Regions from separate parts of the Homo sapiens genome. Here region 1 is linked to region 2. Evidence: chromatin loops called from intact Hi-C (ENCODE). Cell type or tissue: psoas muscle. All regions are shown on one strand. Links, peaks and the distances in the headings refer to the core of each region. The heading gives the core; the rest is flanking DNA.

Region 1 (2,922 bases), core at 104-2,603, 1.0 Mb after region 2:
GGCTAAAGGCAGAGGTATTTCTCAAATCTGTTCAAATTAGTCTGGCATAGCATGGGCTAGAGACAAAATCAGTAGATTTACATTGCTAGACAGTATGACATATCATACATTTAGATCATTTTAAATAAAGTCATTACTGAATAGATCCTCCTAAAACAAATACTATTACCACAAAAAGTTTCTTATTTAAGAGACATCAGGGACCCTCATGCTCAGCCTCTGTTCAGTGCCGTTTTAACACAGCCATGTCCACATCCATGTGACCATTGCAGATCTGTTTGGGTGGCTTAGCTCTTACCAAAGACAACCAACAGGGTCTGGGCCAGATGGTGGAAATTTTATCCCTAGATTTGTTTAATGAGAGAAACAAGAAGTATGAGCAATTTTCTGTAAAACAGAAAGCCAGAGTAAGAGGAGCAGATGATGTCAATAAGGAAAAAAAAAATCTGGCAGGAATTTGATATCATGCCCTCAATTATCTGTGTTTTAAAAAGTTGCATATCCTGATTGTTTCTTAGATGGTGTTTGTCTAGAGTTAGCTTAAAAACCTAGATTGTTTCTTAGATGATGTGTGTCTGGAGTTAGTTTAAAAACCTTAGGCCTTTTTAATTATTGTTAAGACATTTGAAATTTTTAAGTAACAGTCTAAAGATTCTAGTACAGAGGAAGAATGTGAACAAATCCTTGGAGGTGATGATAAAGAAGTGAATTGAAGGACACCAAAAAACAAAATGTACCTTTGGATTTATGAGCCAGTGAAACAACAAAGCCACTGAATTTTTTCCCATTAAAGTAGAAAGAAGCTCTTAAGTACAGATACAAAAACCAACAACAAAACTTCCATGAACCAAGAAAGGATAGTAAACTGAAGTGTGGTACCTGAGGTTCCAGTGTGATATCTTAGTTGATAAAGGGTCTTGATAGTTTATGCCTGAACAGAAAGGTTCTAGGATGGGAAGACTACAAATGTTAATATGAAAAGCATATTTTGTGCATCATAAAGATTCTAGACACTACAGGGCCTCTAAAGACAGCTTATTCTGAATGGTTTTCTATCTCCTTCCTGGAGAACCCATTAGTTCCTTCTATAAAGATTCCTCTTCGATCTCTAGCTGTAGAGGCACAGGACCATTTCATGATTTTTTAAGAGTGTAACGGTGTGAAAAGCAAGCTTGTAAAATGAACTGCTTTCCTCCCCTTCCTACCTAATTTCTTTCTCCCTCTGCTCTAAAGAATAGGATATCTCTTTCTGACTCCAGAGCTCATGTTTAACTCAGAAAGTATACTTTGCAAATGTCCTGCATGTTCTAATTTGTATGGTAGAAGGAGAAAATAGCTCGTCTGAGCATTAGTTTGACATCATTTTATCCCAACAGTCTTTGGAAGCCAATCCCTCTTCCCCCTTTTTTGACTGTCTGAAATGCCCTTGCTAGCCAGACCCCTTTGCTAGCTACAGTGTTTGCACATTTCCTTGTTAATCAGCTGCGTCGGCTCGGAGACTGTGTGTTTTGGTGTTGTTTGTGTGTGCAATCTCGTGCCGCTTCCTGAACGCATGTGTCCCTTCCCTTCACAGCCTACTCGACACCCAGCACCTCCCCCGCAAACCGATTCGTCAGTGTTGGACCACGGGATCCAAGCTTTGTAAATATCCCTCAACAGACACAGGTGGGCCGCTCTCATCTTTTCTGTATGTGGTGCAGCTTGTATTATTCATCAGGTGCATTTTAACTTGTCTTTTGCACAAAAGGCCACATTTTCCAGACCCTGTCCAGTCTTCCCTTTCCTCCTGATCCCACCAGCCACATTTCCATGTGTTCTCAGAAATCACAGAAAATTTTGCCTGCAATTTTTGCTTCTTGTATTGAGTGGGTAGAAGAAGAACTGTTTTAGCTATGGCACAAAAAGGTTTCCCAGTGTTAGCTAGTGTGTGTTCCCTCTTATAGGAATTCATGGTCCTCTAAATGCAAGCAGACAGAAGCAGGCCCCTACAGAACCTGAAAGTAATATCTGGTTGCCAGTGACATCAGAGTGCATGCTGGGCATGGAGGGACCAGCCACTCCTCTGTATTCATTAGAGGGTCCCCAGGCACCTGGCAAGCTTTCTAAAAGAAAGAGGGAGAAAAGGGTATATGAGCCCTATTAAGTTGCTGGTGTTGGTCCAGAAATAAGACGTGTTTATTAGTGGTTACTGCTGACCACTGGGGAGCAAGGTGCGGTGGGTGGCAAGGGGTGTGTATGAGTCATATCTGAAGCAGGTGATTGAGAGAAGAGGACTGCTCAGACATCCAGAGCTTGTCTGCCCATAGACAGTTGTGTTTTGTGCTAGTCTAGGTCAAGGAGAAGAAATATTTTTGAAAAGTTTTGGAATGGCTGCTGTATATTGAGAAACAGTAAAAGGCTTTTTAAGTTCAAAGTTAGTATAGGTAGAGGCATTTAGAGGTTTGTGAAATAGAATTAGATTCACGTTTTGAAATAAACTCTCTGATTTCCTAATTAGAACATGGCGATATTTTATCATAATTAACATAAGGAAAGTATTTTCTCTGTAAGGTTCTTAGCGCGGTGTTTGAAAACATTCTTGGAGCAATTTTGTGCACATGCCTGTGTGTGGAATCTCCAGATGCCTAATTTATAACTATTTGCCTCTGTTTGTAAAACTATGGCCAGGTGCTATATGAATGGGATAGATTTGCCTTCCTGGGTCCATTTGCCCCCTCTGTAAAGGGCTTTGGTTTATTGCTATGTCGACAGCACAGGTTAAACTGCATTGTATCTGAAGCCTTCCTCACACTGAAGCAGGGTCACAGAAAGTACAGCATCAGCAGAGAAGGCAGCTGGGAGGACAGGGGGAGCTAAAAGGGGAGGGAGAAGGTTAACTCTTGAATTTCCCACCTCTGCTGTTTCTTCTTAAACTGGCCTGCA
Region 2 (2,922 bases), core at 218-2,717:
TCTGTGCCCCATCCAGCACCATTAGGAAGGGATGGATATTTGCTTGCTTTGGATTCAGTATTTGGCTGTTCTTCAAAATATTCCATCCATTTCCAAATGAGTACTGGCTTCTTCCAGACCTCCAGATCATAAGACATTTAAGATCAGGGTGAAGGCCCCATGGCATAGCAACATGGGGTATTTACTCTGGCCTCTTGCGAGATGTTTATAATGAGACATTAAGCTACTATGGGTGTTTTCTGTGCTTCAACTTTACTTATGTGGAATTCTCAGAAGACACCTCCCCTCCTAAAGAAGGATCTTCTTCTCAACTGTGGATACTTCCATCTCTTCAAGATCCCCACAGGCCCATGATGTTTCCTGATATCTGGATGAAGGGGACACTTGAAGCCACAGCAATTTGCTGCAGGGCAGCCTCTCCTTTTGGCAATACTGAGTCTTTTGTCTAGGAAAAGACAGCCCAGCAACTGCCTCCGTTTCCATTGTTCTCTAGTACTGGGGTGGGTTTGCAGGAAAGTTGCCTCTGAGCAGATGGCAGTGCTGTTTGATGGAGGGATTTCACGTTCAGAACACCAATGAATCGAGGTTTGTATGTTCACACTGTGCACTGCTTCGTACCTGGCACAAATTGCATATTTTTACAGTATTGCCTGTGGATATGGCCCACTTAAATTGCCTGTGTAGAAATCATGGCTCAATTTATGTCCTGTTCCAAATCTGCTGCAGAAGAGTCCATCATGCAAGAGACTAATTTTTAATTGGCAGAAGGTAAGGAAATCGTTTTTTACAGAATTTTTTTTAAATAGCTGTAACATTTATTGAAATAAAATATTGGATGAAATTCACCATATATGTCAACTCAATGAAAAGATTCAGGAAGCTGAGGTTAAAGTCATAAGCTGAGAGAAGAGATTATAAAAGGTACAGAGGAAGAATGTTCACCCTTGAATGGCTGAGTCTCTCAGAGTTCTGCTCCAAACTTTCTTCTCATTCTACATTCTCTCTCTGCTGGATTCCATCATTCTTGTCCTTTCAAAGCCCTCCTCTTTGCTGACCACCTATGTATGAAATCTACATTCCAAGTCCCAGCCTGTTTCCACATTTCCCATTTCCTGTGGCTTACCCAATATTTCTGGTAAGAAGGTACACAAAAGCTCACCAAATTAAAACATACAAAACCATCATCTTCTTCCCTAAACTGCTTATTTGTCTTCCTTTTCTATGTAGTTTGCATTATCTCCATCCACCCAACTGCCCACATTACAAATCTTAGAGTCGTTCTTGATATTTTCTTCTTCACAGCTAGTCAATCACCAAATCTGTGCAATGATACCACTGACATTTCTGTAGCATCATCCTCCTTCTTGCTGCCCACGATTATTTCCCTTATCCAGGTCTTCTTCATCGTACCTATCTTATCTCATTTAATGCAAGTCTTTTCGTTTTGTTTTTTTTTTTCTTTGAGATGGAGTCTTACTCTGTCGCCCAGGCTGGAGTGCAGTGGCGCAATCTCGGCTCACTGCAACCTCTGCCTCCCAGGTTCAAGAGATTCTCCTGCTTCAGTCTCTCAAGTAGCTGGGAGTATAGGCGGGTGCCACCACGTCCTTTGCTACTTTTAGTATTTTTAGTAGAGGCGGGGTTTCACCATATTGGCCAGGCTGGTCTCGAACTCCTGACCTCATGATCCACCCGCCTCGGCCTCCCAAAGTGCTGGGATTTCAGGCATGAGCCATCATGGTTGGCCTTAATGCAAGTCTTTTAAGTGGTCTTGCAGTACATGCCAAGTATGCCACCAATATTATCTTTCAAAAATATAGATTTCAGGCAGTTCCTGTGGCTCACACCTGTAATGCCAAGGTTTTGAGAGGCTGAGACAGGAGAATCCCTTAAAGCCAAGAGTTCAAGACCAGCCCTGGCAACATAGCAAGACCTTATCTCTAAAAAAAAAAAAAAAAAAAAAAAAAAAAACTTGTGAAATTAAAAAAATAATAATAAATTAGATTTGGACATGTTATTTCCTATGTAAAACATTTCTAAAACTTCCATAGTTAATGGCAAGATTCTCTGGGGCAAACAACCCAGCGAAAACCGCAGAATTAAAAAAAAGATACTCCCATACAATGCATATCAATCTGGCTTGGTTAACTAATTATTTCTTTTTAATTTTTGGCCAACCTCCCTCCCCACACCACTTGGCCTTAGGTATGTGACCCCCACATGCAGGCCTTCTCCATGCCTTTAGACCCCCTGGATTCTCACTCCCCTATCTTCATTCATTCTGATTCATTTTCCTGGAAATTATAACCTTCCTCCTAGACAGAATTAATTGCTTTCTCATCTATGTTTCCAGAGAAAGTTATATATTCATCTCTTATAGCACTCTTCATGCTACATCTTTATTATTTATGTGTCTATGTCTGCCATAAGTTTTAATGTTTCAAGGACACAGATTGACCCTTACTTATCTTTATATCCCAGGCCATGTGCTGTGTGCCTGCCAAAGAGGAAGTGCTTCAGGACCATTCTCTGAAATGAATTAAGAAAATGCCTTTGTTGCTTGTGATGAATCAGAAAGCCACCTGACAAAGACTCCCAAGCCATGAATCCCCAAATACTTACTGCCAGCACTAAAGACACCTGAAAGAGATGTAATAGGGTCCAGAATCCCCCAGTGAAATTCAACTTGTTTATTACCATAGGGCTTTGGCCTACAAAACCTGCCCTTGTCACTTAAGCTGAATATGTGAGAATTAAAGACATTCTTGCCTCTAGCCTAAGATTTAGCCCATGTTTTTCTGCTGTGACTCTTGGGATCTCATGGGATAAATGGGTAGAAAATGCACCCTAAAGCAAGAGACTGATTTTTAATCAGCAATTTATTATCACTACTCCCTAACACATACACACACACACACATATATA

What was found. Peaks named below come from ENCODE experiments on the same cell type or tissue, not always from the same donor. Only the 100,000 strongest peaks of a DNase experiment are listed, where the experiment ranks them.
Region 1: a loop joins it to region 2, with 4 times the contacts of the local background. A loop is called at or near these places in 1 of 110 quality-filtered maps.

The regions. Positions count from the first base shown.
Region 1 is chr1:61,424,892-61,427,813 of GRCh38, forward strand. NFIA (nuclear factor I A) reads left to right here. Exons shown (of 11, transcript NM_001134673.4): 10 at 1,574-1,665. Among named protein-coding and RNA genes, the nearest start is that of NFIA-AS1, 170 kb to the left of the region's middle. In psoas muscle, for the core only: no CTCF peak of the experiment used is centred there; a DNase peak (open chromatin) is centred at 1,540; H3K27ac peaks cover 537 bases.
Region 2 is chr1:60,413,379-60,416,300 of GRCh38, forward strand. No RefSeq gene overlaps it. Among named protein-coding and RNA genes, the nearest start is that of LINC01748, 210 kb to the right of the region's middle. In psoas muscle, for the core only: no CTCF peak of the experiment used is centred there; no DNase peak of the experiment used is centred there.